Regions from separate parts of the Homo sapiens genome. Here region 2 is linked to region 1. The links are chromatin loops, found by intact Hi-C in ENCODE. Cell type or tissue: Caco-2. All regions are shown on one strand. Links, peaks and the distances in the headings refer to the core of each region. The heading gives the core; the rest is flanking DNA.

The links. A loop is a pair of places that touch in the nucleus more often than their neighbours do. Peaks named below come from ENCODE experiments on the same cell type or tissue, not always from the same donor. Only the 100,000 strongest peaks of a DNase experiment are listed, where the experiment ranks them.
Region 2: it touches region 1 in a loop (2.3-fold over the local background); 6 of 110 quality-filtered maps call a loop at or near these places.

The regions. Positions count from the first base shown.
Region 1 is chr11:123,474,407-123,482,067 of GRCh38, forward strand. GRAMD1B (GRAM domain containing 1B) reads left to right here. Exons shown (of 20, transcript NM_001387025.1): 2 at 6,410-6,487. Among named protein-coding and RNA genes, the nearest start is that of GRAMD1B, 48 kb to the left of the region's middle. RefSeq lists enhancers at 4,015-4,309, 5,965-6,014, 6,055-6,174 and a silencer at 7,412-7,501. In Caco-2, for the core only: a CTCF peak has its summit at 4,185 (motif pointing left); a DNase peak (open chromatin) is centred at 4,095.
Region 2 is chr11:122,862,402-122,864,901 of GRCh38, forward strand. It overlaps CRTAM (cytotoxic and regulatory T cell molecule), which reads left to right. Exons shown (of 10, transcript NM_019604.4): 6 at 63-143; 7 at 2,235-2,318. Among named protein-coding and RNA genes, the nearest start is that of JHY, 19 kb to the right of the region's middle. In Caco-2, for the core only: a CTCF peak has its summit at 1,523; a DNase peak (open chromatin) is centred at 1,501.

The DNA.
Region 1 (7,661 bases), core at 2,858-5,357:
GTGCGTCTCTCTGACGCCATATCCTGAACTCAGATACTGTGACTGGATTATTCACAACTTAATCCTCTGTGCAGTTCTATAAATAGAGGACTAAGTTGTGAGTAATCGCAATAAGTCTCCATTTTTCAGGAAATAGGCTAAGGGAGGATAAGTGACTTGGCCAAGGTTAGAAGGCTAATAAGAAACAAAGCCTATGTCCCAAGGACCTCAATCCAGAAAAACAAAAAACAAATAAAGGCAGGGGGCAAACCCAGGTTTGTCTGCCTTGGTGCTATTTCTACTGTATCACTGCTTAAAATAATATATTTCCCCATTTTTATTAACAAAGACACAAAGACATCTATAACTGCCACTCAGAGCCTTTTGCAGCTTCTAATTAGCATGAGATAATTGATACTAACAGGAGAGATTGCCTCAGTTGCAGCCAGAAGTAAAGAGATGCAGTACATTAGTCTCTGCAGCCTGGGTGTGGGTAAATGTAGTTTCCATCAGGCTCTGGAAATACTGCATTACAGCCTACATGCCCCCATGACGGCTTGGGACCACCTGAATCTCTCAGAACCCCTTCTGGGCATAGGAAGCTATGACTCCTGTAGGGTTGCCTGGAAGAGAAAGAGCTGTTTCTCCCTAGGAAGCACCTACTCAGTAGAGGTTGCCATATTCCGTCTTTCTAGCAGTAAAGCCGTGCCTTTCAGAGGGCAGAAGGACGGCTTCCTGGTGGTTCGTGGGTTTAGTCTGTACTTTCTGCACGTGTCCTGGGTACAGGGAGGGAGGAAGGGAGATCACTGGAATCATGAGAATTTGCCCAGCCCGCATTGCAGAGCTTCCTGGTCAAAGCCTAGTGAATTTCTCCCTTGTGGAGCGTGCTTTGGCTCAGATTCCTGTGGATTTTTCCCAGTCCTTCCAGTGCTGCTGGTATTAATGTGACCTTCCAGGATAAGCTCCTGCACTAGCACGCTGGTCTTAAACAAAACCAGGATTCTGCTTCAGCTGGTTTCCCTCAGGAATATCCCAGAATTTTACCAAGAGCTTCCCATCTTATTTAGGAACATGGTCTAGTGTTCCAAAATTTAATTTATACAGTGAATTTTATCTGAAGCTTGAATGTACAGCAGGAGGGATTAAAGTCATCCTAGTTCCATATCTAGCTGTCTTGAGCGAATGGCAAGCAGTTGCTTATACAAATTCCCTTCCTTGCAGTGTTAAGCCATCTTTCAGTCATCCGGTGCCCAGGCAAGGACATTCCAAATCCTAGTTTAGAGTTTCTTTTTCAGGGTTTCCAACAGACAGTTTCATCTGTTAGTGCCCTCTGCTGGACTTTCTCCAAGTTCTTTTCAACCTCCTGAATCCCAGAGTGGACGCAGACTGGATGTCTTCTCCCACTAAGGCCTTGACTAATCTGGAGTGGAGGGAGGTGTGCTTTTTGACCTTGTAGCATGCTGCACTCCTTTATAAACACCTTGGCCTGGAGGTTGCTCTTTTCATGGTCTCCGAAGACTGGTAGGTTTATTTAGGGAGCAGCGTGAGTTGCCTGGGGTCCAGGTGGCCTATATCATTGAAAAAGGCTCATATAAGAGAAGAATTGAAAGGGTGTGTGTGAGAGGGTGAGGCAGTGTCTGAATCTCTGGAAATTCTGCTCAACAATATTATTTCATGGGATTGAGTGGAGGAGTGGTTGGCAGCAATTCATCCATTTAACTTCTTTTTTTTTTTTTTGAGACGGAGTCTCTGTTATCTAGGCTGGAGGGCAGTGGCACGATCTTGGCTCACTGCAACCTCCACCTCCCAGGTTCAAGTGATTCTCCTGCCTCAACTTCCCGAGTAGCTGGGATTATAGGCGTGCACCATCACACCTGGCTAATTTTTGTATTTTTAGTAGAGACAGGGTTTCACCATGTTGGCCAGGCTGGTCTCGAACTCCTTACTTCAGGTGATCTACCCGCCTCGGCTTCCTAAAGTGCTGGGATTACAGGCGTGAGCCACCGCACCCGGCCCATTTAACTTCTTTAAGACTGTTGAAAAACAAGCTCAAATAATGGGAGGAAATAGGGCCAGGCCTCTGCCGAGGGTACTGGAGGAGGAAAGATCCTGTATATACCCTATGCCTGTTGCCACCATGGATTTATCTAGAGTCCCTCCAGCTCGATGTTCACCTCTCTGATGTGTTCCCTGGAGCTTTCCAACAGAGGTGTCCACCAGCTACACCTTGTTCATTTTTCTGCTGTTGTTGCATCACAGTCCACGGTGAATATTTGTATGTCTTAGACTGGGAGCTCTTTGCTGGAGAGACCTTGTCCTGATCATCTTTACAGTACTGTCTCCTAGCACAGTGCTGGGTACATGAGAGTGGTAAACGGAATTGAACTAGAATGCCTTTTCTTCTCATTTCTGCATGTCTTGAGTCTATCCAGTTTTAAGTGGCAGCACAAAAATCTTGTTGTTAAGACAGAATTGTCTTACTGGTCCCAGAAGGACATGACATTTCTGCATTCTGTGTTCCCATAGCACTTAATACATAGTATTGAGAGTTATCATTTTTCTGCTTTTAAATATAGTTATTTATATTGAATCTTACTTTCCTGATTCTAAGCACTTTGAGAGCAGGATCCTTGTTTGATTCACGTCTTTCTTTTCCTATAACCCATAAAATGATGCCTTGCATATAGGATAATGGCACCTGGCATTTACATAGCAGTTAAAATGTGGCAGATGCTCTTTTTCATACTTCACATTTCTTTCTCTTTCTTTCTTTCCTCCTTCTTTCTTTCTTTTTCTCTTTCTTTCCCTCTCCCTTGCCTCCCCTCCCCCCTCCCCCTCCTCTCCCCCTCCCATCCTCTCCCCTTCTCCCCCTTCCTTCCCTTCCCCCTCCCCTCTCCCTCCCCTCCCTTTCATTCTCCCTTCCCTCCCCTCTCCTCCCCTCCCCTCCCCTAGCACAGTGCTGGGTACTTGAGAGTGGTAAATGGAAAATGGAAATGAAAATGGAAACGGTAAGTGGTAAATGGAATTGTCACTGGACTAGCTGTCTTGAGCGAATGGCAAACAGTTGCTTATACAATTCCCTTCTTTGCAGTGTTAAGGCATCTTTCAGTCATCGGTGCCAAGGCAAAGTCATTCCAAATCCTAGTTTAGAGTTTCTTTTTCAGGGTTTCCAAAAGACAGTTTTATCTGTTAGTGGCCTCCCTTTCCCCTCCCTCCCGTCTCCCTTCCTTTCCCTCTCTCTCCCCTCCCCTCCCTTCCCTCCCTTCCCCTTTCCCTTCTCTCTCCCTTCCTTCTCCTTCTCCCTTCCTTTCCCTTCCTTCTCCCTTCCTTTCCTTTCCCTTTCTCTTCCCTTCCCTTTCCTTTTCCCTTTCCCTTTTCCTTCCCTTTTCTTCTCTTTTTTTGTTTTTCAGATGGAGTCTCACTCTGTCGCCCAGGCTGGAGTGTAGTGGCGCGATCTCGCTCACTGCAACCTCCGCCTCCCTGGTTCAAGTGATTCTCCTGACCTCAGTCTCCCAAGTAGCTGGGATTACAGGCGCTTGCCACCAAGACTGGCTAATTTTTTTTATTTGTTATTTTTTATTTTTTTTAGTAGAGATGAGGTTTCACCATGTTGGCCAGTCTCATCTCAAACTCCTGATCTCAGGTGATCCACCCGCCTCGCCTCCCAAAGTTCTGGGATTACAGGCGTGAACCACCACACCCAGCCTCTTCTCTTTTTCTTTCTTTGTCCTTCCTTCCTCCCACCACAGTCTTCCGAGTAGCTGGGACTCCAGGTGTACACCATCATGCCTGGCTAATTTTTTTTTTATAGAGATGGGGTCTCACCAGGTTGCCCAGGCTGATCAGGAACTCCTGGGTTTGAGCGATCCTCCGGTCTCAGCCTCCCAAAGTGCTGGGATTACAGGCATGAGCCAACCCGCCTGGTTCCATACTGTAGACTCTTAACCATTGTCTTGATGATGCTTCGTGTACACATAGCGTGATGTGAATACTTGTTGGATGCATGTAGTTTGATATTTATTTGAAACCAATACACAGTTTGAACATGACCCATTGCTGCCTTCTCTGCCATCTGAACTGTTTTCTAAGCCATGGGAAGGCAGGCCAGAGAGGGGCGCCAGAAAGGAGGCAGTTCCTGGTTCCGGTTCCTGAGGCTCCTTATTGGTTTTCCTTGTAGTTCTGGTTTGGAAGTCTACAGTGCCATCTAGTGGGTAAACTTGCAAATATCAGCTTAGAATTATTTTTCTGAAATCCTGGTAGATGGCCTTGAGTTCTGGGAGCCCCCTTTATTAGTTTAAAATTTTGATTGCCGGGGGAGGATAGGGGGACTAGGAAGAACCAGCCCATCCTGGCTCAGCGGGGTCAAGTTTGACCCCTGCTTTGAAGAGGCTGCAATGCTGATTGTGGTTGGCTTGGTTGAGCCCTGTTGACTGTTGTAAATGGTGTGTTCTCCCACAGTGTAGACCCTGCTTCTGGAGCTGTGTGGGCTTTGGAATTTGAGTTACAGTCATCTGTGTGCTGCCTACTGTGGAGTAACACTTGTCCCAGGTTGTATATAAGGGGATGCTTGATTCATATAACAGGCCAGTTCCAAGTAAGACATCTCATGAGTTAACGACATTATAGTGAAATTTGGTTATGTGGAGTTGGTAATAGGCAAATCCATCCGAGCTGGCAAAGTGAAAATGATGAGCAGCCACTGCATAGTGAACGAGCTGTAAAAACGTGCTGCATGGAAGGGAAGGAGAAAGGGATTCCGTACACAGTGAGTTCTGCCGAGCAGCCGGAGGCTTTGTGTATGGCGCTGTTCCGGTTTCTGGTGTGTGTGGTAACGTGTATGGTTTCTTGTGTCTGTGTTTGAAAATTGGATGTTAATTGCCTTTCAGGTCATTTACTTCTTGCTGGAAGAACGGAACATAAGAGCATGTGGTAACTGTGACCACAGAACTCATGTGCTTTGGCTGAGAGTGTACAGACACTGGAGCAAGCACTTGCTCGGCAAGATTGTCCAGTGTGCATTCTACTGGGCATCTAGGCTAAGGAATATACTCTATAGAGACCAATGCATCTTAGTGCAGCAGGCGATCCACCAGAACAAGGAGAAAATGTTGGTTATGTGGTAGCCTTGGTTATAGTGACATTTATGGTAATAGGGATTTATTATTAATAGAACCTATGTGAAGCAGGGGTTGGCCAACTTCCTGGTAATAAGGATTTATTATTAATAGAACCTATGTAAAACAGGGGTTGGCCAACTTTCTCTGTAAAGGGCCAGATGGTGAGCATTGTGGGCTTTGTGGGCCTATGGTGCCCACAACTCTGTCTTAGTTACTCAACTCTGCCTTAACCACTCAGCTCTGACATGGTAGCAGGAAAATAGCCAAAGATAATATGTAAATGTAGGCTTAGCTGTGTTCCAGTAAAACTTCATTTGTGGACACTAAATTTAAATTTCACATCATTTTCACCTGTCATGAAATATTCTTTTTTGGATTTTTTTTCTTCCAACCACTAAAAAGTACAAAAACCACCCTTAGCTCACGGGGCTGAGCAAAAACACGTGGCTCTAGATTGAGCCTAGAGTTTCTAGTTTGTGGACTCCTGATCAGATGGCTGGAGTATTTAATAATAATTAATAAAAATGATTTGTTCATCAGCTATGCCAGCAGTTAGTGTCATGAAGTGTCTGATAAGCTTTTCTTTCTCTGGAGTAAGAGGAAAGGCCATTCTTTCCCGTATTATTATAAGATATGACCTCCCAAAAGAACTCTGCCTGAACTAAAGCTGTGTAATTATCTCACTTACAGTGCCTTAAGGTGTGGAGAGTCCACCCTTTATTCCTTCTTCTATTTCTCATCCGCCTCAGCCTCCCCTGGAGGCAGAGTAGCAGACTAAGTGACCCCAGACCCCATCCAGCCTTTTGCCTTACTGGAGAAGCAGACTAGGTGACCCCTGGCCCCATCTAGTCTTCTGTCTTACCGGAATCTCCCTCCTCCCACACATCTCACACCCTCCCCACAACACCCCACCCAGTCCATGTCAGTGGCTTGAGAGTCTCCGGTGGGCTGAGGAGAATGGGATTATAATCCCATCAGAGAGAGGAAGAGGAGTGGGTAGAGAGAATGCTGGAGGCATTTGCTCTTTGAGGTTTATATAGCCAGGGAAGAGTGTGGTAGCAGGGCGAGATGGGCCTCTTCTGTTTTGGCTGGCAACAGACAGTCTGCAGGTGTGATGGCTGGGGATTTTATCAGCCTTGTGTCATTTCTCATATGGTCTAACTGTGCATTCTCTATGCTAGACTTACTTGGGGGAACTTGTATCTTTAAAATTTTGTAACCCCATGTCTTTGTCTAGTTGAAGTCTAAGTGACCTCCCCCAGGGTTGAGAAAGAAGCTGAAGTTAACGGTTGATATCCTATGTCTTTCCTCAGCAGCCAACAGAGCAGTCAGCAGAGCAGCCACGATGATGATTCTAGCAGGTTCCTGAGTCCTCGAGCGCGGGAAGAAAGGTAAGGTCCAACTCCGAGGGCGAGATGGGGGCAAAGAATAGAGGGGGTGGGGTGGAATGTTTGAGGAAGATTGTGCCTCTGCTCTGTGCAAAAAAATGTGGAAAACTGAAGAGGAATGGGAGCGCCTGAGACCTCTGTGCTTGACTGATTAGAAAGACAAAACTTTCACCCCATAAAGGAGAAGGAGCAACACAAAGGGGCTGGTTCCAGAGGCTTTTTGTGTTCAGCAAAAGAAGTCAACGTGTGGCAAACCAAATAGGTTGAAAAGACTTCATACTGAGCAGGGCTTGGTGGCTCACACCGGCAATCTCATTACTTTGGGAGGTCGAGGCGGGCGGATCACTTGAGATCTGGAGTTCGAGACTAGCCTGGTCAACACGGTAAAGCCTCATCTCTACTGAAACTACAAAAATTAGCCAGACATGGTGGCATGTGCCTCTAATTCCAGCTACTCCGAGGCTGAGGCAGGAGAATCGCTTGAACCTGGGAGGCAGAGGTTGCAGTGAGCCAAGATCGCGCTACTGCACTCCAGCCTGGGCAACAGAGGGAGACTTCGTCTAAAAACAACAACAACAACAACAACAAACTTTACAGTGGAGTTAGGACTTGAGTCATGCCCTATAGGTTGGGTACAATGTGGGTCAGGAGGTGAAGGGCATTTTGTGCCTGAGGAAGCTGCATAGCCCAGGATGTCAGGTGTTGGATGGTGTCAGGTGGCAGCAGCGTTAATGAAAAATGAGGTGGGATGTCTAGGATGCAATGAAAATATGGAGGCTCTTCAATGGTTGGTTGAGGATTGGAGATACAGCTAACTAAGCACTCAGTGTGAGGACCAGCCAGCACCTGCTTCATGCAGTGCCTGTGAATTGTAGACAGAGGTAAATTTGCTGTAGCAAGTTAAACTTCTTTGCCTACAGAAAGTTGATGGTATTGACGTTAACCAAAAGGAAGTCTCAGCTGGCCTACCGCAGGGGCTCTGCTTTTGGTCTAGCTCTGTTTATCGTTTTTATCAACAAGCTGGGTGAAAAAGCAGAAGGTACTTTTACCACATTTATCAACTTATGGTGGACCCTCTGCTGAGAGGGGGTAGAGAACACCAAGGATGATAGAATCAAGACTTAATATTATTTTGAGTAGAACAATGGGTGGAAATCAAGGAGATATTTTCTTTTTA
Region 2 (2,500 bases), core at 1-2,500, 610 kb before region 1:
GAGCACAATGTGGGTAAAACTGCTCTCTATAGTAGCAGAATTTTGTTTTTCCCCTTTCCTAGTTACTGATGAAGAGACAGCTTCAGATGCTCTGGAGAGAAACTCTCTATCCTCTCAAGACCCACAGCAGCCCACCAGTACTGGTAAGTGTCAAAATCATTCAAACTTGTTTTTAAAAAATCACGTTTCCTTGGGAAGGTTATTTTTCTCATTCTAAGTTTTAAGAATATTTTTTGTTTTAATTTTTACTAAGACCATACAGGCCCCTCCAACTGGCTCCAGCTTTGTACCATCCTAGAGAAGAACCACATCAGGCATCGGAATACTTAGTGGGATGGGCTTCAGGCTGACATAAAGCTTTGCAAGTTCAGTTCTAGTTTGCCTGAGATAGAGATGTACACATGTACACACACACATTCACGACTGTGACATTTGAATTTCCTCTGCAGTAAAGGACAAAGTTGAATTCATTTATAGAGAGACTCGTTTCTTTGTTTTCCCATCTGAAGCACACCAAACACAAAACACAGACTTGGTATCAACAAAGAGAAAAGAAGCAGAAGCTGGAGATTTGGTGTTGTCATTGAATAACAAAATCACCTCTGAAGGCACATCAATTACTTGATTGTCAATAACTCAGGTCATTTTTGATGATGGGATTGAACTACAAATACAGAATAATTTAGAAAGCCTGGATTATAATTCCAATTTTTTAGACAGTGAACTCACTAGAGGTTAACTCAGAGCAATGATTGTATATCTAATTTAACTTTGTATTTTACCTAGCATAGTATCCAGCAATAGCAGCTTCTCAGAAAATGAATTACGAAAGAAAGAAAGAAAGAAAGAGAGAAAGAAAAGAAAGAAAGAAAAAGAAAGAAAGAAAAAGAAAGAAAGAGAGAAAGAAAAGAAAGAAAGAAAAAGAAAGAAAGAAAGAAAGAAAGAAAGAAAAAGAAAGAAAGAAAGAAAAAGAAAGAAAGAAAGAATTGGTTATGGTGCTTTGAGCAAGACTATTAGCCTCATCCAGAAAGGCATAAATTCCTACATATTCTCTTTCCATTTCATGTAATGTGTCAATAATAATTTCATTTGTTGGAATAAGGGCTTTCAGAGCATTATCATGTTCATAGTTCTGAGTATCAGATCATATTTTTAAAAATTTGTATCCTAAATAATATTTAAAAGTAAATGTTTGGGATTTCTAAACACTGATAAATACAACATGTACCATACAATTTTTTGAAGGACAATGGAAATTGAAAATATTATGAAGTGGAACAGCCACATCACTTGCTTTAATAATCCAATATTTGTAAACGTGTTTAGAATCTAGTAATCTTTAACGGCTTGCTACTGAGCAACTCAATTTTCTGCTCTGCTTTTTCATATATAAGACTTTTAAAATAGGGTTTCTAAAATTCCTTTCAGCTTTCCATTTCTACGATTTTATTACATTTAATACCCATTTTCAATAGAATGGGAGGCTTCATTCCCCTCGGGGTCCACATAGTGGCGCTGTGCAATGGACTAAAAAGCAAGAAACTGCAGAGAGAAAAAAGGAAATTGGAAACATCAGCAGTAAAATCTGGAAAAAAAAACCACACAGTTTCTGATTTTTTATAATTTATCTTATCTAGAAAAAACATCATAGTACATCCCACTTCTAATGGGGAGGCAAGCAGAGGTTTGAATAACTGAAGCTATATTTCAACATAAATTTCAGGCTGTAGGTTTTCTATAATTAAAGCTTGGAATGCCGTTCCTCGGTGTTCAGTTGTTATCTTGAAGCATCCTAAAGACCTTCTCCCTAATAGGCCTGATTCAGGATGGAAATATGAAATAATGGTTTAAATGCTGGGCTCTAGAGTTAGGTAAAACAGAGTTTATGTATTGGCTTTGCCACTTATTTGCTACAGGACTTTAGGTACTTTACATAACTGCTCTAAACCTCCGTTTTCTCAGAGCTGTGGTGAGAAATAATATATACCAAGTGCTCAGTTCAAGGCCAGGCACAGAGTAAATGCCCAAAACATTTACCTTAAAAAAATAAGGCAAAGTGAGCCTAGCCATTTGCAATTATGTTTGCAAGAAATCCATAGTTCACAAATGATCTCAGTACTGTTTTTAAATTTGGCTTCCCAAGCTGCTCTGGGAAGACTTACGTAACTACAGTTGTATGTAGTCACATGTATATAATGCATGCATAGCTCATGTTTTATCTTCTTTCACTTTAGTCTCAGTAACGGAAGATTCTAGTACATCGGAGATTGACAAGGAAGAGAAAGAACAAACCACTCAAGATCCTGACTTGACCACCGGTAAGTGTCACCCACTGCATTTAGAATAAACACTCGACATTTTAACCTCTTAATCGATAAATTCAATGGCCTTTGTCAGTCCTCCCTTTTCTTGACCTTTCTGCCCTTTAGGACATGATTGGTTAATCACTCCCTTGTCCCTCCTTGATTTAGTTACCTCTCGGCTTCTTGACATACTTTTC